Linked DNA regions of Homo sapiens: region 1 is linked to region 2. A link is an interaction called in ENCODE POLR2A ChIA-PET data of the cell type or tissue named here. Cell type or tissue: A673. All regions are shown on one strand. Each heading gives the region's core, and the rest is flanking DNA. Links, peaks and the distances in the headings are about the cores only.

Region 1 (9,896 bases), core at 3,451-7,450, 640 kb before region 2:
AGGATGCAGGGTGGAGGACGCTGGGTGGAGGATGCAGGGTGGAGGACACTGGGTGGAGGACTCAGGGTGGAGGATGCAGGGTGGAGGACGCTGGGTGGAGGATGCAGGGTGGAGGATGCAGGGTGGAGGATGCAGGGTGGAGGACACTGGGTGGAGGATGCAGGGTGGAGGACGCTGGGTGGAGGACGCAGGGTGGAGGATGCAGGGTGGAGGATGCAGGGTGGAGGACCCAGGATGGAGGAAGCAGGGTGGTGGCCTGCAGGGTGGAGGACCCAGGATGGAGGAAGCAGGGTGGTGGCCTGCAGGGTGGAGGACCCAGGATGGAGGAAGCAGGGTAGAGGAAGCCGGGTGGAGGAAGCAGGGTGGAGGACGCCGGGTGGAGGACGCTGGGTGGAGGACGCAGGGTGGAGGATGCAGGGTGGAGGACACTGGGTGGAGGATGCAGGGTGGAGGACACTGGGTGGAGGACTCAGGGTGGAGGATGCAGGGTGGAGGATGCAGGGTGGAGGACGCTGGGTGGAGGATGCAGGGTGGAGGATGCAGGGTGGAGGACGCAGGGTGGAGGACACTGGGTGGAGGACGCAGGGTGGAGGATGCAGGGTGGAGGATGCAGGGTGGAGGACACTGGGTGGAGGATGCAGGGTGGAGGACACTGGGTGGAGGATGCAGGGTGGAGGACGCTGGGTGGAGGACGCAGGGTGGAGGATGCAGGGTGGAGGATGCAGGGTGGAGGACGCAGGGTGGAGGATGCAGGGTGGAGGACACCGGATGGAGGACTCAGGGTGGAGGATGCAGGGTGGAGGATGCAGGGTGGAGGACGCTGGGTGGAGGACGTAGGATGGAGGAAGCCAGGTGGAGGATGCAGGGTGGAGGATGTAGGGTGGAGGGAGCTGGGTGGAGGACTCAGGGTGGAGGACGCCACGTGGAGGAAGCAGGGTGGAGGACTCAGGGTGGAGAGAGCAGGGTGGAGGATGCAGGGTGGAGGGAGCCGCATGGAGGAAGCAGGGTGGAGGACACCGGCTGGAGGAAGCAGGGTGGCGGCCTGCAGGGCGAGGGATTCTTCAAGGCCCACTCCGCCCGTCTAGGAGGGGAGGCACCCTGCAGGGCCGTCCCAGGTGAACAGCTTGTATCTTGTCCAGGGGCCTAGAAGACAGTTCCCAGGAGGCCGAGGACGAGGCATCGGGGCTGGGGCTATCTGAGCAGCTCACATCTGGGCCAGGGCTGCTGGGGATGCCGGAGCAGCAGGAGCTGCAGGAGCCACCCGAGGCGAAGCGTGGAAGCAGCAGTCAGAAGGGGAACGGATCTGTGTGCCCACAGCTCCTGGAGCCCCACAGGTGAGGCCACTGCTAGGCAGAGAGCCCGACAGCTGGGTCCTGCAGAGAGGGGTCCCCAGTTGGGGCTTCTCATGCCTGGCAGCTCCAGCGGACCCCTCTGCTCTGGTGTGAGCTGGCCACAAGGCAGGACATCTAGGAACTGGGAGAGCCTCTGTGGGAAGGGGCTGGTGCTTTACCCCGCAAGGTCCCCCTTAGCTCCCGAGACCCTGGATGGCCATGGGTGCCTGCTGTGCCATGCCGGCGCTCAGATGATAACAGCGCGCTGCTCCACAGCACTGACTCTCTGCCTGGAACCCCTCTGTACTCTCCGTATTTGTTAACTCATGTAAGCAACTGAATCAGATAGACACCGATCTTCCCCATTTTACAAATGAGGAAGCTGAGGCACAGAAAGGCTCGGTAATTTGCTCAAGTCACACAGCCGGTGAATGGCAGCGCTGAGATTTGAATCCCGGCAGTGTCTGTAGGATGAGGTTCTCCTGAGTTACTCTGCCTTTGCCGAACGTCTCTGTGCTCAGATGACCCCCCCTCAGCCCCTCTTCTGTGTGCGATTCTGGGGCTGCCCCGGCCTCAGGAGGGTGCTGGCCGTGCTGCCAGGGGGGTCCTTGGGCCGCGATTCCTGGGGGCGCTGGCTTCTCTGCAGACGAGGCTCAGCCTGCGTGGGGAGGGCGTCTGGCTGGGTGGGGGACCTGTCTCGGGCCTGCTCTGCGTCTGCCTTGCAGAGTACCTGTGCGGTGAGCAGGTGCCTGGCCCTTTCTGTGCCTTGTTTTCCCTTTTTTCCCCTCCCAGTGGGGGCTGGACACCTCCTGCTGTCAGACTGGGGTTCTGTGACTCTCTTGCAAACCACACCCCAGGTACTCACTGACCTTGGTGGCCTTTCTCCTGGCCCAGCTTTCATTCCTTGCTGACTCAGGAATTGGCAGCGTTCAGCTGGGAGCTGGGCCTGGGCAGGGAAGGAGCAAGAAATAGACTGGGCTGGAGAAGAGTGAGGAGAGAGAGAGGCAGGGGCTGCAGCAGTGGGGCAAGGAGGCTGGAGGCTAGGGGTCCGTATGGGGTAGACCCAGAGCCTGGCAGCCCTCCTGTGCTCCCTGAGCTGACTCTTACTTCCTGGGTGCTCACTTGAGCTCCCATTCTGAGCAAGCGGGAAGCCCGACGGCCTGGCTTGTCTTGGCTGAGCCTCGCTGAGGCTTGTGGGAGGCTGTGGACTCACAGGCCCACGCTCCAGCTGCCACCGCAATTGCTGCTACTCCTTGCCGGGGCAACTCCAGAGGCTTCTGCCTGAGCATCTATGCGTGCTGGGCTTCCGCAGGAACCCTGGCAGGCTGTGCTCTCTCTGAATGCTCTGCCTGCCTGCAGTGCTGCCAGGAGCGTTGCTGCCTCTGGTGAGGCTGGCCCACCCACCGGCTCCCGACAGTCCTCTCTGCCCTGTGCGCCCCCTCCCGCCCACACACAGGTCTGGCCATTTGCAGAATGCACAGGTGAATTTGGAGCAGCTGCAGACAGTGGAGATGTAGCCAGGGCTGCTGGCTACCAGCAGTGTCGCTGAAAACTTTGGGGCCAGAACAACCCGCAGCTCTGAACTGGGTAGAGGAGTCTGTGCCTGCATGAGACAGGGGCTTCCAGGCACAGCCATCTCTCCTGAACTTTGGGATCTTGCTGCAAGCTTTTTGCTGAGTGAGGAGGGGAGCCTCCCAATGGTCAGAGGGGCTCGGACCTAGAAGAGGAGTCCCTGGAGCAGGTGTCCAGGGAAAGGGACAGGCCAGGGTGCTGAGCGGAAGTGGAGTGTTTGGATTTTCCCTCAACCTGGCTGCACCTTCACTCATTCATATGAGCTGTAAACATGTATTGACGCATGCTGTGTGCTGGGCCCACCAAGAGGTGCTTAAATGAGATGCTGACCTAACCTCAGGGAGAGGGGCCCGCGTGTAATTCCTCCAAAGCCAACAGAGACATCACAGCCAGGCCCAGCCACTCCAGCTGGCCTTCCTCTAGCCTCTAGCAGGGTTTCCGAAATCCCTGCCGAGAATGATGGTTGCTCAGAGAAAGCTCTTGGACAACACCCAAGGGGACATTTGGGCTTGCCCCAAGGATAAAATTTAAAGGTGGCCATGGAGGCAACCAGGAAAGGACTGGAGCAGTCAGGAGGCAGCTGGCTCTTAGTGGGGAAGCCAGCTCCTGGGGAGTCTAGGTAAGATGGGGAAGGGGAGGCAAGAGGCCTCTGCTCCATCTGACTCCACCAGCCTCGGGACGCCCGGGGAATATGGACCTGCCCAGATGGGAGATACAGTCGCCTTGACCCTGCCGAGCTCCTGCCCTCCCCACCCCTCCTCAGAGGCTGGGCCTGAAGTGCTAATGAGATCAAGGATGGCGCCACTCAGCAGGTGTAAACGGGCTGAGTTAGGGAGGCCCTCATTCCCCTCCCTCCGTCCCCACCTGTCTTATGCCACGGCCACACCCACCTACCGCACCCTCAGCTGCTCTCTGCCTCCATCGCTGTAGGGCCTTGCTTTTTATTTATTTATTTTTTTGAAATAGAGTCTCGCTCTGTCACCCAGGCTGGAGTGCAGTGGCGTGATCTTGGCTTACTGGAACCTCCGCCTCCCAGGTTCAATCGATTCTCCTGTCTCAGCCTCCTAAGTAGCTGGGATTACAGGTGCCCACCACCATGCCCGGCTAATTTTTGTAGTTTTAGCAGAGATGGGGTTTCACCATGTTGGCCAGGCTGGTCTCCAACTCCTGACTTCAGGTGATCCGCCAGCCTTGGCCTCCCAAAGTGCTGGGATTACATGCGTGAGCCACCAAACCCGGCCAAGCCTTGCTATTTAAAGTGGGGTCCAGGGACCGGAGCCTGCTAGAAATGCAGGTCCCAGCTCCCCCGCCCCCCACCCAAATCAGAACCTGTGTTTCAACAAGATTCCAAGGTGATCTGTGTGCACAGTGACATTTAAGAAGCCCTGGTTCTCAGGGGAAAAAGGCCAGCTTTGGTGGATGGAGCCAATTTCTAGGTCAGACTTACACGCATGCTGCCTAGAGACCAAGAGGCTTCCTCCCCCACCCTGAAAGCAGCAGTATGCTCAGCTGATTTAAGTTACAATATTTTGACTGGGTAATACTTACATGATTCAAAGTTTAGAAGGTGCAAAGGATAGTCAGTGAAAAGCAACCTCCGTCCTCCCGGTTCCCCAGAGGCAGCCAGTGTTACTAATGCAGGAGGCTCCCTGATTTTGCCGAAAACTCGTGTGGTTTCTTACACATTCACTCAGGTAATGAACTTCTCCTGACGCTGGCGCTTAAGACCCAGTCTCCCCTGTCAAAAATGGACATGAAGTACGTTTCGATGTTGGGCTTGGGAGCTGACTAGCTCTCTTCTCCTACCCCGTTGTATGTGAGTTGTCTCCCCGTAAACCCAAGGTGAGAAACCTGGAGCTCAGCCCTCGCCATTGCCCGAGCCACCTGGCAGAAAAGTGCTCCAGCGCCGCCCTCACTCAACCAGTCCCAGTGCTGTCTGGGCGGCTCCCTGGAAGCATCCTCTTTGGAGGGGTTCTCTCTGCACACAGAAAGGCGGGGGTGGTGAGAGCATCCCTCCACTGAGGCTTTGGAGAGGGATGTCAGGGGCCCAGGGACATGGTCTCCAGAACAGGAACCCTCCTAGAGCAAAGCAACTTCCTCGCTTTGGGTTTTCTGGGAAGGGAACCTGCAACAAGCCTATACTGCTCTCTGATTAGAAAGTAAAGATCCAGGCTGGGCGCAGTGGCTCACACCTGTAATCCCAGCACTTTGGGAGGCCGAGGCGGGTGGATCACGAGGTCAGGAGTTCGAGACCAGCCTGGCCAATATGGCAAAACCCCATCTCTACTAAAAATACAAAAATTAGCCGGGCATGGTGTCCACATGCCTGTAGTCCCAGCTACTCGGGAGGCGGAGGCAGGAGAATCGCTTGAACCTGGGAGGCAGAGGTTGCAGTGAGCTGAGATCATACCACTGCACTCTGGCCTGGGCGACAGTGAGACTCAGTCTCAAAAAAAAAAAAAGAAAGTGAAGATCCAGGTGATCCACTTAGGTGTGTCACTTCTTCACTGACGCAAAGCCTTGCATTTTTATAACTTGGTGACTTTTAGGTTTGGGAGGAAGCAAAAAAGGCAGGGGTCATGGCTGCTGATTTTAACCAGACTTCGAAATGGCTGGCAGAAGCCACAGAACCTGAGGATAGTCATACTATTTGTTTCATATTGCAACAAAAATGTCTTCCTAGCCGGGCACGGTGGCTCACGCCTGTAATCCTAGCACTTTGGGAGGCCGAGGCGGGCAGATTGCCTGAGTTCAGGAGTTTGAGAACAGCCTGGGCAACATGGTGAAACCCTGTCTCTACTAAAATACAAAAAAATAGCTGGGCGTGGCGGCGTGCACTTGTAGTCCCAGCTACTCAGGAGGCTGAGGCAGGAGAATTGCTTGAACCCGGGAGACGGAGGTTGCAGTGATCCAAGATCGTGCCACTGCACTCCAGCCTGGGCGACGGAGCGAGACTCCGTCTCTAGAAAAAGGAAAATGTCTTCCTACAGTTAGTCATTCCTTCAGCCAGGAAATATTTATGGAGTCCCTGTGACATGTCAGGTGTTGGACCAGATGCTGCTGAGACAGAGATGAGCAACACAGACACGATCCCTGCCCCCGAGGGTTTCCAGTCTAATGGGGCATTGAACCCTTACCAAATGATCACACCCGTCATCACAGACGGAATGGGGTGTCGGAGAGGTCAGCGAGTAGTAGCCAGAGAAGGTTTCCCCAAGGAAGTGACCTATGAGTTGAAATCTGAAAGGTTATAGCAGCCTAACTAGGTGAGGGGGAAGCATTCCAGGTAAGAGAAGCACAGGTGTGAAGAGACGCTTTGATATGGGAAGGAGCAACGGAGAACCTGGGTGAAGGCGGCAGACAGGAGCCAGGTTTGGTGAGGCTTTTGTTTAATGAAGTTGACGGTCTTTAGCTGCAAGGTTGCCCCTTTAGACTTTGCTTCCTTAGAGGATTTAACCTCATTGTTTCTTCAAGGCCGGCCAAGCCTTCCAGTGACCTCTTGACTGCCCATCAGGGGCCCCGTGCTCAGAAGAGCCAGGGATCGCCTGACAGCTTCCAGACAGTGTCACACTCTTCCAGTTTCCTTGCTTTTTGCACAGCCCCCAGCTCCCACCATTTTTCTGCATAATCTTGGTGCAAGAGTGGGAGCTCATTACTCTGATGGAAACTGGCTTTTTTTTTTGTATTTTTTTTTTTTAATTTTTTGAGACGGAGTCTCGCTTTATCGCCCAGGCTGGATGGGAGTGCCGTGGCGCGATCTCGGCTCACTGCAAGCTCCGCCTCCCGGGTTCACGCCATTCCCCTGCCTGAGCCTCCCGAGTAGCTGGGACTACAGGCGCTCGCCTCGCCCGGCTAATTTTTTGTATTTTTAGTAGAGACGGGGTTTCACTGTGTTAATCAGGATGGTCTCGATCTCCTGACCTCGTGATCCGCCCACCTCGGCCTCCCAAAGTGCTGCGATTACAGGCATGGGCATGAGCCACCGCGCCTGGCCGGAAACTGGCTTTTAAATGGGGAGAAGTGAAGCATGAACTGTAGCTCTTTTCAGACTTGGGAAGGCCCTTCTCCCTGGGCACTGGTTGCCTCACTGGGAAGATGAGAGTGCCAGCCTCTCAAGAGCTCCTTTCTGTTCTGATATTCCAGGAGCACGTGAATTGCCTCTGCTTACGTTCAGGCCCTGTCCTAAACCCAGCCGTCTAGCACCCAGTGATCCCATGCCTTTGGGAATCCCAGGATGCTGCCCAACGGGAAATTTGTACATTGGGTGCTATCAATGCCACATCACAGGGACCAGCCATCACAGAGCAAAGTGACCTCCACGTCTGATGCTGGGGTCATCAGGACGGACCCATCATGGCTGTCTTTTTGCCCCACCCCCTGCCGTCAGTTCTTCCTTTCTCCGTGGCTGGCTTCCCGCACTAGGGAACGGGTTGTAAATGGGGAACATGACTTCCTTCCGGAGTCCTTGAGCACCTCAGCTAAGGACCGCAGTGCCCTGTAGAGTTCCTAGATTACCTCACTGGGAATAGCATTGTGCGTGTCCGGAAAAGGGCTCCATTTGGTTCCAGCCCACTCCCCTCTGCAAGTGCCGCAGCTTCCCTCAGAGCATACTCTCCAGTGGATCCAAGTACTCTCTCTCCTAAAGACACCACCTTCCTGCCAGCTGTTTGCCCTTAGGCCAGTACACAGAATTAAAGTGGGGGAGATGGCAGACGCTTTCTGGGACCTGCCCAAGATATGTATTCTCTGACACTCTTATTTGGTCATAAAACAATAAATGGTGTCAATTTCAAACGTGTCCTGATTTTTTTCTCTTCATGTTTACCCATCTTTTTTTTTGAGATGGAGTCTCGCTCTGTAGCCCAGGCTGGAGTGCAGTGGCACGACCTCGGCTCATTGCAGCTTCTGCCTCCCAGGCTCAAGTGATTCTTCTGCCTCAGCCTCCTGAGTAGCGGGGATTACAGGCGTGCACCACCATGCACGGCTAATTTTTTTTGTATTTTTAGTAGAGACGGGGTTTCACCATGTTGGTCAGGCTGGTCTTGAACTCCTGACCTTGTGATCCGCCCACCTCAGCCTCCCAAAGTACTGGGATTACAGGCAACAGCCACCGCACCTGGCCCATTTTTACCCGTATTTTAAAGGAAAATGTAAGAAGGCAAGATCAAAAGAGGCAGACACAAGAAACAATTAGTAAGCAATATATTCCTCATCTTGCAAAGAAATTCAAATTATGGAAATGCTTTAAATGAGCAACTATTAAAATTATAGACTAGGAAGGAACTGATAAAACTGGTACTTTTCATTCAAGTAGTGTAATCTAACACAACTCTGGAAGTAACTTGGAACCAAATTTTTATCCTCTGCTGTAGGAACTTATTAATTTTCTCAAAACAATATAAACGCAGACATTCATTGCAGTATTTTTTATAGTAGTGAACATTTCAAACTTACTGCCCAACAATAGGGAAATGGTTAAGTACATCAGCTCGCTTATCCCTCTTCCTTTTTTCTCCTCTCCCACCAGGCTGAGGACTCCCTCTGCTTCTCCCTTACACCAGGAATGAACCTTTCCTTCCCACTCAGAGGAGGTTCTGAGAGGACTGAGGTGGGCAAACCACTGAGGATCTTCAGTGGGGGCAGAGAAAGGGCTCACTGAGATGGGGGGCAACGCTATGGCCTCAGCTTCTCCTTGGCGTCGTGTGCATGTGTTCCTGAAGCCGAAACGGAATTTAACAGGTCTGGGTCCCAGATCCATTTCCATGACTGGCCATGGGCTATCTATGATCTGTCAAAAGGGGACTTGGATTCAAGCTCTCAGATCCCCTTCCAATCTAAAACAGATTCTTTTTTTAAAAAAAATCCAAATGTGATTACGTCACTTCAGACTAAAAACTTCCAAAGGCTTCCCCCATTTGCTCTGAGGATCAAGGCCAGGGCAAATGGGAGCTCACTGCAGCCTCAACCTCCTGGGCTCAAGTGATCTTGATCTTCCCATTCCAGCCTCCTGAGTAGCTGGACTACAGGCGCATGTCCCCACACCCATTACTGCCCTCCATGATCTGGTCTGGGTCTACCCTGTGGCCTCTTCTCTCACTCTCTAAATACAGTCACATTCCTTCCTGCCCAATGGCCTGGAAACATGCGCTTTCCTGAAGGTAACTCCTTCCCCACACTTGCCTATGTTATTCAACTTTTGGGTTTCAGATGTAATGTTATTTCCTCAGAGAAGACTTCCTTGACCTCCATATACCCCAACTTGGGCTAGGTCTGCTATGTCCTCTTCATAGTACTCACCATGATTTAAGTATTTCTGAAGTTAGGTGATGCTGGTTTCCCCAGTTAACCATAAATCCAATGAGCACCATCATTTTCATTACTGTAATTTCTTTTTTTTTTAGACAGGGTCTCGCTGTTGCCTAGGTTGGAGTGTAGTGGCAAAATCGTGGCTTACTGTGGCCTCAACCTCCCGGGCCCAGGTGATCCTGATCCTCCCACCTCAGCCTCCTGAGTAGCTGGGACTACAGGCACATGCCACCACATCTGGCTAATTAAATGTTTTTTTGTAGAGATGGGCATCTCACTATGTTGCCCAGGCTGGTCTTGATCTCCTGGGCTCAAGCCTTGGCCTCCCAAAGTGCTGAGATCACAGCAGGAGCCACTACACTCAGGCAATTACCGTCATTCTAATGCAATATTTATTCCTCAATTAAACAAATGCATTTTATTCTTTTTTTTTTGAGAGGGAGTTTCGCTCTTGTTGCCCAGGCCGGAGTGCAATGGCATGATCTCGGCTCACCGCAACCTCTGCCTCCCAGGTTCAAGAGATTCTCCTGCCTCAGCCTTCCTAGTAGCTGGGATTACAGGCCTGTGCCACCACACCCGGCTAATTTTGTATTTTTAGTAGAGATGGGGTTTCTCCATGTTGGTCAGGCTGGTCTCGAACTCCTGACCTCAGGTGATCTGCCCACCTCGGCCTCCCAAAGTGCTGGG
Region 2 (9,896 bases), core at 2,337-6,336:
TCACTCTGCAGCCCCGTCTGCACTGAAAGGGGCTCTTCAGGCTCGTTGTACCTGGAGGATGCCCACCTTAACCCCAACCCGGGCCCATCGGCAGAGAAGCCCACGGCGCTGCAGACTCGGAAGGGGGAGAAGCCAGGAGGGGATGTCCTTGGAGGTGAGCTGGCTGTCCCAGCAAGGGGGCTCTGTGGAGGGTGGGGGTGGCATGTGGGTCACAGGGTCTGACCCACACCCAGATGGGGTCCAGGTTGCAGAAACCCTTCAGATGTGACAGCTGCCTACAGACCCGCAGCTGGAGAGGGGAACAGGATTGGGGGGTTGAGCCCCAGACGCAGCTGCCCAAGGGCACAGTAGCTGGAAAAGGCCCCAGGGCCAGGCTGGGCCCCCCAAGACTCCAGGGGCGTAAGCTGCTGAGGGACACTGTGCCCCTTCCCCACCCAGGGGCCTGATCAGAACCCGCAAGTCATCCCCCCCTCACCTCTCTCCTCGAGTAAGTGGGGAGGGGAGATAACGACGTCTTCCTTGAACCCCCATTGTCAGCAGAGACCTGGGCTCCGGCCTGGCCCTCAGGCCCGAGGTTTTCCTCAACCAACACAGCAGCATCTCAGCACTGGCTCCTTTGCTCTCCCTGAATTCCTTCTCACTCCTGGCTTCCCACCCCTTTGTGGGAAAATATCTTCTCAAAGGGAAGAGACTGCCTCGGGGCTGCCCCTCCCTCCCCTCACCCCACAGCAGCCATAATCAGGAGAAACCGGGTGGGACCCAAAGTCCCCGCCTCAGTCCAGGAAGTGTGCAGCGCAGTTCTGGCCCGTCCAGCTCTGGCTCTGAGCTTGAACTGGCTGGAGCCCCGCTCACGGTACACTGGCAGCAGGGGCAGGGCAGCCCTGGGCCTACGTCAGCAGATGGGAAAGGCGTTCAGCACAGAAGCAGATAGACGGTTTAGAGCTCCAGAGCTACGGGGGCAATAGCGCCGAATTTTATCAGGATGGCCTCAAGGATGCTACGAATCTTGGCTCCTGGGAACATGGGGCCTCCACCACCGAGTGCGTTCCTGGTAGTAAAGCCTGCCACGTTCAGGAAGGCACTGCCCTGTGGCCAAGACCCTCACCGAGGCTCTGCTCCCACCCCCTACTCTGTCTCTGAGGCAGACCAGCTCCCCAGTCACTGCTGAGCTCCCCCCAGATCCCCCTTTGCCCGACACTTTTCCTCTCCAGGATGAATAGGATGATAAAGGACCCGGACATCACACTGGGAGGTCAGGAGCAGGAGGAACCTGAGGAAGGAGGCCTCGTCCAGAGATGGGAGGGGCTGGGAGGGCATGTAGGTGAGGGCGGAGGCAGGGCTGTGGCCAGACTGGGACACCTGGACCAACAGCACATCTGTGGGCACGTGGCCATGGGGCAGCAGGGCTGGGACTGTCAGGGTCGTGGACGGCACTCCCAAACTGCTGGTACAGGAGCCTTTTCCAGGACAGAAGAGGGGATTCCCTGAGGAGACAAGGAGGAGGCGGCGATGAGCGAACATTCCGTACAGGAAGGAGGGGACGACGCGGACGTCGGGAGCAAGGGGTGGGGAACACGCCTGCCCATGGCTACAGCTCACTGGATACACTCAGGAGCAGGAGGGCACCTGATGTAAGGGTGCCCCACCTTGCGTGGCCCGAGAAGCTGCGCATAGCCACGGCTTTGGTGGGCAGTGGCGTCCAGAGTGCGTGATGGGAGCCGGGGGTGAAGGTCCATATGCCCATTTGTCTTCTGCTTTTTCATAAATCAGGTTGAACACAGAGTGGGTTCGGTTGTACCCCTCCTCTTGGCTCCAGCTGTGACTCTGACCCCTGAAGCCCCATGTGGGGAGAGGGCTGGGAGCTCAGATGGGTCTCTGGTGACTTCCCCAGCAGAAATCCAGGCCTTGATGGGGGCGAGCTGGACCCACGGCCACTCTGCTCAAACCACGTGCCCCCTCAAAGCAGGCAGGGGAAGAGGCCTCCTGGGGTGGTCCCTCACAGTGCTGACTCCCGACAGGGAGGGAGAACACACCTCAGCCCAGGGCCTCCGCCAAAGACACAAGGAGGGAACAGCTGCCTGAGGGCAGGGGAGCAAGGGAGCCCTCAGGAACTCCTCCCTCCTGGGTCAGAAGCGGGCTTGGGCGACTCCCCTTCTGCCTGCGGGAACCAGACCCCATCGGTGGAAGGGAGGCCTAACTAGTACGTCTAGTCCAGTGTCACTGGGAACCCCCTTCCCATCCGCACACAGGCCATCTGCCCCTCCTTCCCCATTGCAGGTCTTCAGGGGCGAGTAGGAGACTCTTTGGACATCCCCAGCTGGCGGCATCTCTCCGGCCATTCTGAGGTTACAAGGCCTCTAGTTCCCTGATCTAAAAGAAACACACGTCCCCCCTCACGGCCACAGCAGGACATTCACTCAACCCACCTTGGACAGGCGAAGGACTCCACTTTCACATTAGTGACCCTGTTTCAACAAAAATCCATACAGGAGTTTAAATAACCAGACAGCACAGGTCCCTTCCACGGCGGCTCTGTGCACTCAGCTCTCAACAGTCTGGTGAGCTCAGGAAGGGATTCAGGACCCCAGGAACAAGCACTTCCCACCTCACATCTGGACCTGGAGTTCTCGATAGTCTGGCGAGCTCAGAAAGGGACTGGGGGACCCGGGAACCAGCCCTTCCCACCTCACATCTGGACCTGGAGCTCTCGATAGTCTGGAGAGCTCAGGAAGGGATTCGGGACCCAGGAACCAGCCCTTCCCACCTCACATCTGGACCTGGAGCTCTCGATAGTCTGAAGAGCTCAGGAAGGGATTCGGGACCCAAGAACCAGCCCTTCCCACCTCACAACTGGGCCTGGAGCTCTCGATAGTCTGGAGAGCTCAGGAAGGGACTGGGGGACCCAGGAACCAGCACCTTCCACCTCACATCTGGACCTGGAGCTCTCGATAGTCTGGTGAGCTCAGGAAGGGATTCGGGACCCAGGAACCAGCCCTTCCCACATCACATCTGGACCTGGAGCTCTCGATAGTCTGGAGAGCTCAGGAAGGGACTGGGGGACCCAGGAACCAGCCCTTCCCACCTCACATCTGGACCTGGAGCTCTCGATAGTCTGGTGAGCTCAGGAAGGGATTCGGGACCCAGGAACCAGCCCTTCCCACCTCACATCTGGACCTGGAGTTCTCGATAGTCTGGCGAGCTCAGAAAGGGACTGGGGGACCCAGGAACCAGCCTTTCTCACCTCACATCTGGACCTGGAGCTCTTGATAGTCTGGTGAGCTCAGGAAGGGATTCGGGACCCAGGAACCAGCCCTTCCCACCTCACATCTGGACCTGGAGTTCTCCATAGTCTGGCGAGCTCAGAAAGGGACTGGGGGACCCAGGAACCAGCACCTTCCACCTCACATCTGGACCTGGAGCTCTCGATAGTCTGGAGAGCTCAGGAAGGGACTGGGGGACCCAGGAACCAGCACCTTCCACCTCACATCTGGACCTGGAGCTCTCGATAGTCTGGTGAGCTCAGGAAGGGACTGGGGGACCCAGGAACCAGCCCTTCCCACCTCACAACTGGGCCTGGAGCTCTCGATAGTCTGGAGAGCTCAGGAAGGGACTGGGGGACCCAGGAACCAGCACCTCCCACCTCACATCTGGGCCTGGCCGTGTCCAGAGGTGTAGCTCCACCTTGGGAGTTGTGGCAAAGGTGGCTGGAACCCGGAGACACGGCCTGCACCTGCTGGAGCCAGACGTCCCCAGAGCTTCCCCTGCCTCCTTCGGGGAGCCCCCTCTGGGATGTCTGAACCCTCTTCCTCTGGCCTCAGGAAGGAAGGCTGGGCCTCTGCAGAAAGTGGAGTGTGGGGTGTGGGAGGCGCATCCTTACCGCACCAGAGCTGGCATGGCTGAGCTTGTCAAAGCGGAATTTCAGGTTCGATCTCGGGGAGTTTCTGCTTTTGGCATCTAAGAAAAAGAACGGCCATGAAAGGAGGGTGGAGCTGTGGAGGCCACTGGGGCTGTGTGTGGGGACTGGCTAGGGAGGCCAGGGGAAGGGGGCCTCCTGCCCTCCACCAGGACCAGGCACCCTAGCTGACCTGTGCCGACCCACGAGAGCCAACTCCTAGATTATAGAATTGTGGTGAGCTGGTTGTTCAACTCAGGCCATTTTTTAAAGTTGAATTATATATAAGCTTACAGTTCAATAAATTATATTCAACAGAGGTAATAAATACTTGAAATTCGTCACTTCCTACTTATTTTTCTCTGTTTTACGATTATCTGTGCTCTTACGTCTATTGTATCCATGTGGTAGAAACACCCTAAAGATGGTGGCTACAGTATATCTTCTTCCCAAGTCCACGTTCGAGGACATCACGTCAGTAGCTTGAGATCAGCCACGACAAGTGTATTTACACCACAGAAACTGGTACATGCTACAAATCATGACTTGATTGATTGTTTTGTTGTCTAGACTTAAGGAACTAATAGAAAAAAAGGAATTTACATGAAACTTCAAAACATGCTGTGTCTGCAGCGATTACATTGTGAATAGCACAAAAGAAAACTGAGGAAATATCCTTCCGGGGTTTGAAAACTTTTCTCGGATACAGCAAGGAAATGACTCATGTCACTGACGAATGAAGTTCTCTTAATACAAAATACTCATGGCCGGGCGCCATGAGAGTGAGTGTGTGTGTGTGTGTGTGTATAATATATATTATACATATGTATATACATATAACATATAATATATATGTATATATAATATATACATATATGTATATTATGTGTATCTATAACATATGTATATTATATGTATATACTATATATGTATATATAATATATACATATAAAATACTTATTAACAAACATGGTAATATCAGTCCACATTCATGTCAGAATTACACACATTCATCTCCTGCAGCCTTAAGTTGGCTACAGATAAAAAGGTGAAGCAAACACCACTAAAAGCATTCTGTGAGAATCAGTTGGACATATGGGACTTATGGTAAAGAATATTATCTAGTATTTGTACACTGGGTTTGACATCCATCGTATAATAAAATTCCGTTAAGTGTGTGTGAGTGGTGGCAGAGCCCGGTGTCAACATTTCCCGCTGTGCCCCGCTGGCAGGAGGGCCACTTGACTTTCTGGCTGTCCTCTGGCCGAGGGTATGGAAAGCTTAGTGCAGCCTTCCTGGAAGCTGCTGGCTGGTTCGTGGTGCTTCGAATCGAGGAGTTCCACCCAGGGCTACAACACCTCTGTGTAACCTATCAGTCCTCTTCTGTGCCCCAGGAAGCCCAGGTAGGAAATGACCATGATCAGATATCTGACATTATGGAGACTGTACGTCAGGACGTCAGGCCACCTCTCCCCACTCCACCCTGCCTCTCCCCAGACTCAGCCAAACAGCATGAAACCGGTTCCCAGATCCCCCCAAGCCCACCCTGATCCAGTGGGTACCAAGCACATCTTTCGTGGGCTGGGGGTGAAAAGCAGCCCATCGGGGTTAAATACTGTGTGGAGAAAAGGTGTGTAAGAGGCAGCCTCACCGTGTGGTGTGGGAAGCACCGGCCATAAGTCACCAGACCCGCTCCAGGTCCCTTCCGCCCTCGGTGACCTTCAGCAACCTGCAGAGACTCTCTAATTCCTTTACTCAAAACCTTCCTTACTTTGACGTTTATTTAACACCAAGTGGGGGCCAGGCTTGCTTACAGATTCTTTCATTCATTCCTTCAATATTTAAGTCTTATTTAGAAAACAAAACAAAACAAAACAAAAACACCAGGTCAGGCGCGGTGGCTCACGCCTGTAATCCCAGCACTTTGGGAGGCCGAGGTGGGTGGATCACGAGGTCAGGAGTTCGAGACCAGCCTGGCCAACATGGTGAAACTGTGTCTCTACTAAAAATAAAAAAATTAGCCGGGCATGTGGCACATGCCTGTAATCCCAGCTACTTGGAAGGCTGAGGCAGGTGAATCACTTGAACCTGGGAGGCGGAGGTTGCAGTGAGCCGAGATTGCGCCATTGCACTCCAGCCTGGGTGGCAGAGTGAGACTCCATCTCGAAAAAAAATCAGGGAATTTGTATTTCCACCCCCTTTTACAGATGAGGAAACTGAGGCTCAGAGACGTGGACCTGTCAATGCTACAACCAGGATTTGAACCCAGCTCCGCAGCTGCCCAACCACAGGGGGCTGAATGAGAGGAGGCACGTGAACTCTTCCACTCACTGAGAAACACGCATGCAAAGGGTCACTGGCTGTGGAATCACGATCTTCCCTTCATCTCTGACCCTGCAGGTTCCCTTTGCAACATCCCTTCGCTGTGTGAACCCCAGGAACATTTTGGCTTCAGCCACCCTGAAGGCCTGTTGGCCCTTCCTGTGTTTCTACCATTGAGACTAGAGTTTTTCAACCGAATGTCATTTGGGGTCAGAGAATTATTTGTCTGATGTGGCTAGGGGGCTGTCCTGTACATTGCTTATCAGCTTCCGTGACCTCTGCCCACTAGATGCCAGTAGCACCCCTCCAAAATTGTGAAAATTAAAAATGTCGCCAGACATTGCCAGACATCCATGGGGTAGCAAGACTGCCCCCGGCTCAGAACCGCTGACTACACTATTGTCTCATTCCCATTCTTTAACCAACACCGAGGTTAACAGTTCCAGGCCTCGTACAAGCATGAGCTCCTTTCATCTTCATACAACCAACCCTCTGAGGCAGACACGACTCTTCCCCTCCCTTCATTTTCTGCTTGGAGAAACTGAGGCACAGACAGGCTTGGTGACTCGCCCAATGACATGTCTAGTAAGCAGCAGACCCAGGATTTGGACCCAGGCTCAAAGTCCTGTGCTGCCCTCACGAGGGCAGAGACCCGGAGCACCCGCCCAGCAGTGCCCACCGCACAGGTCTACCTGAACGGCCCTCAGGTGCTGGCCCCCCTATTCTGACCAACTGCAGGGATCACAGAACCCCAAAACGCCCAGACTCCTGCTCTCTCTGAACCCCTGCTACTGAGCCCGTACATTTTACCTCCTTGATCTCTCCTGAACCGAGGTGCTTCTGCCGCAGCTCCCCTCCCCTCCTCTCCCCTCCCCTCCATCCCTCCCCTCTGCTCCTGCTCTCTACTAATCCATTCTACACTCAGCAGCTGCAGCAGCCAAAATGGACTTTCTCAACTCCAGATGGTGCTTCCCTACTTAAGAACCTTCAAACACTCCAACAGTGGCCGCTAGCAGAACAAAATCCTCACCCGGGGCCCGGGGCTGACCCAGCCTGTCAACGCTCCGGCCTCTCTGACGCCTGGCTCTGTGAACCCAGCTGCCATGAACACGTGCAGTTCCGGAATACCCGCTCTCTCCTCTCCTCTGGGCCTTTCCACATGCTGTTCCCTCCCCCTGCAGCCCTTCCCCCGTCTTGTATTATCAAGACCCCCGACATGACAGACGGGCCCTGGCAGCCCTGGAGCGCTGGCAGGTGGGGAGAAGGGTTGGAGCACTGGCAGGTGGGGAGAAGGGCTAATGGAAAGTGCTCAGCTTTCCCACTGCCAATCCCGACTCCTCCGCTGTGGGATCTCCCACAAGGCCTTCAACTCTCTGCCTCAGCTTCACAACTCTCAGTGTAAGAAGAGCTTAGGAACTTGGGCATCTTAAGGCTGATGAACAGAAGAGGCGGGCGCACAGAGCGGAGGGCCTCACAGCTGGGAGGAGGGGTGAAAACTGGCCAGTTCAGCGTGGCTGGGGCCCTGCTAACAGTGGACAGGGCACAGCCTGCCCTCCTGGTGACGTCACACACACCACCAGATGCCACTGACCTGTGGGACTCCGGCTCATGATGATCGGGGTGGCAGCTGCCCCCAGGCTGGGGCTCTCGCTGCTCGGGGACGGGCTGTAGACAAACACCTCCTGCTTGAAGGGTGAGGTCGTGGACGGCTGGCTGCCCTGAGGAGAGAGGCAGGGTGAGCGAGGCCAGCCCACCCTCGGCAGCTGCGCCCACGCAGGCCTGAGGCAGCCCCCAAAAGCCCAGGACAGCCGCTGCCTCCTGCTCCCCACTTGGGCCTGCTCTTTCTTTCCTGCTGACTTCAACCCTGGTTCCAAGCTATCCTGCTCCAAGAAGGACCTTTGACCCAGCCCCCTGGGGCACTGGCCACTCACCACTCCAGCCAGGAACCCCAAGGCAGGGCACCATCGGGTCTGGCCCCTGCCCTCTGCTGCTGCTATGTCACTCTGAGAGAGAGGTCCCCTCACCCACTGCGCCCAGGGGGTGGTGATGGCCAACGAGCCCACCTCTCGTTTCCATTCTTCCCCTTTCCTCTGCAAAGACTGACATGGGCTTCGATCCACAGTGCCGTTTTAATGCAAGGAGGGTGGCTGGCTGACGCCCCAGAGTGCCTGCCCAAGGGTGGACGGGGCACACCTACCCCACTGTCGCCCTCCTCCATGGCCTCGCCCTCCCCTGCAGTGCTGCTGACGCTGCTGGTGCTGGAGGAGGAGCGGGAGATGGCACGGCCGTTTTCCTTCAACTTCATGAAGGGCCTGCAGGGAATAGGAAGTGAGGCCAGCCCGGGTCACACGCGAGAGCCCTCCACCCCCAGGGTCCTCCCCGGGACCTCTGGCGGCTCCCCACGCCCCCACCCGTCGGCCTTTGTGTTCTGGAGAGTTCCAGAGGCAGGAGATGGCCACTCTCAGCTGGCCAGGAGGCAGAGGGCGTGTTCCAGGGCTCCACGTGGCCGAAGCTGGCCTTTCCCACCCTCACTCTCTTACTTCTCCTTGTTGGGGCAGATTTCCGGAGAGCTGGGATTGGATGAGGTCTCAGACTTTATCTCCTGAGAGGAGTGTCCACCATCTGGGGTCTTGGGTGTGCTGGATGTGCTGTCACTGAGGGAATGGAAATGAGGAGTGAGGCCGCGGAGACAGCCCTCAACCCCCACCCCATCCACGGCCCCAGGCAGAGCCTCTCTCGGCACGGTGAGGGGCAGTGGGGTCAGAGCGCCCCCGCCTGGCATCACTGCCTGGATGTCCTTTCCCACCTGAGCCCCCCAGAGATGGCGGCATACTACAGGGTTTCCCGGTCCCTACAACAGGGACTATTCTAGGTTCATGGTGAAGTCCAGAGCTGCCAAGCAGGAGTCCTGGCTTGACGGCCTCTAGCCCAGATCTCTCTCACCCAAGCTGGCCATCACACCTGGCGGAGTTGTGGGTCAAGAGAGGGCCCCGTGGGGAATGGAGCAGGGAATATGGCAGAGTCTATGACATCCGCCCCCACCGCAGGAACCACCCAATACACATGGACTCCTGGGAAGTCCCGGGGGGCCATCCTTCATATAGACTAGAATACGAGCTCCTGGTCCCACATGAGGAGGCTGCCCTGGGAGCTGGGAAGCAAGGGGTACTCTCAGCCAACAATATCCTTCTCCTTTAGTGTAACAAAGACCATGGACAGTGCCCACAGTGCTCCCTGTGCTGGCTGTTGGGGATGGGATGGCCGTGTCCTCAATGCACTTTTTTTGAGACTGAGTCTCGCTCTGTTGCCCAGGCTGGAGTGCAGTGGTGCGATCTTGGATTGCTGCAACCTCCGCCTCCCAGGTTCAAGTGATTCTCCTGCCTCAGCCTCCCAAGCAGCTGGGATTACAGGCGTATACCACCATGGCCAGCTAATTTTTGTACTTTTAGTAGAGATGGGGTTTCATTGCATTGGCCAAGCTGGTCTCGAACTCCTGACCTCAAGTCATCTGCCTGTATCGGGCTCCCAGAGTGCTGAGATTACAGGCGTGAGCCACCGCACCTGGCCGTCAATGTACTTTTTAAATAATAGTGTTCTTGAGACAGAATCTACACACCACAGAACTCACCTATTTAAAGTATACAATGCAATGGCTTTTAGTTTATTCAGAGTTGTGCAACTA

Evidence for each region. ChIA-PET counts read pairs that join two places held together with the same protein. Peaks named below come from ENCODE experiments on the same cell type or tissue, not always from the same donor. Only the 100,000 strongest peaks of a DNase experiment are listed, where the experiment ranks them.
Region 1: POLR2A ChIA-PET joins it to region 2 with 8 read pairs; 2 of 35 experiments call an interaction of 5 or more read pairs at or near these places.

The regions. Positions count from the first base shown.
Region 1 is chr17:3,671,028-3,680,923 of GRCh38, reverse strand. P2RX5 (purinergic receptor P2X 5) reads left to right here. Exons shown (of 12, transcript NM_002561.4): 11 at 1,140-1,334; 12 at 7,047-7,697. The coding sequence ends at 7,056. It overlaps P2RX5-TAX1BP3 (P2RX5-TAX1BP3 readthrough (NMD candidate)), which reads left to right. Exons shown (of 15, transcript NR_037928.1): 11 at 1,140-1,334; 12 at 8,431-9,896. Among named protein-coding and RNA genes, the nearest start is that of EMC6, 7.2 kb to the right of the region's middle. In A673, for the core only: no CTCF peak of the experiment used is centred there; no DNase peak of the experiment used is centred there.
Region 2 is chr17:3,024,980-3,034,875 of GRCh38, reverse strand. RAP1GAP2 (RAP1 GTPase activating protein 2) reads right to left here. Exons shown (of 25, transcript NM_015085.5): 20 at 8,755-8,868; 21 at 8,412-8,526; 22 at 7,806-7,932; 23 at 3,878-3,954; 24 at 2,427-2,465; 25 at 1-1,484. The coding sequence ends at 2,457. Among named protein-coding and RNA genes, the nearest start is that of OR1D5, 34 kb to the left of the region's middle. In A673, for the core only: no CTCF peak of the experiment used is centred there; a DNase peak (open chromatin) is centred at 4,565; H3K27ac peaks cover 523 bases.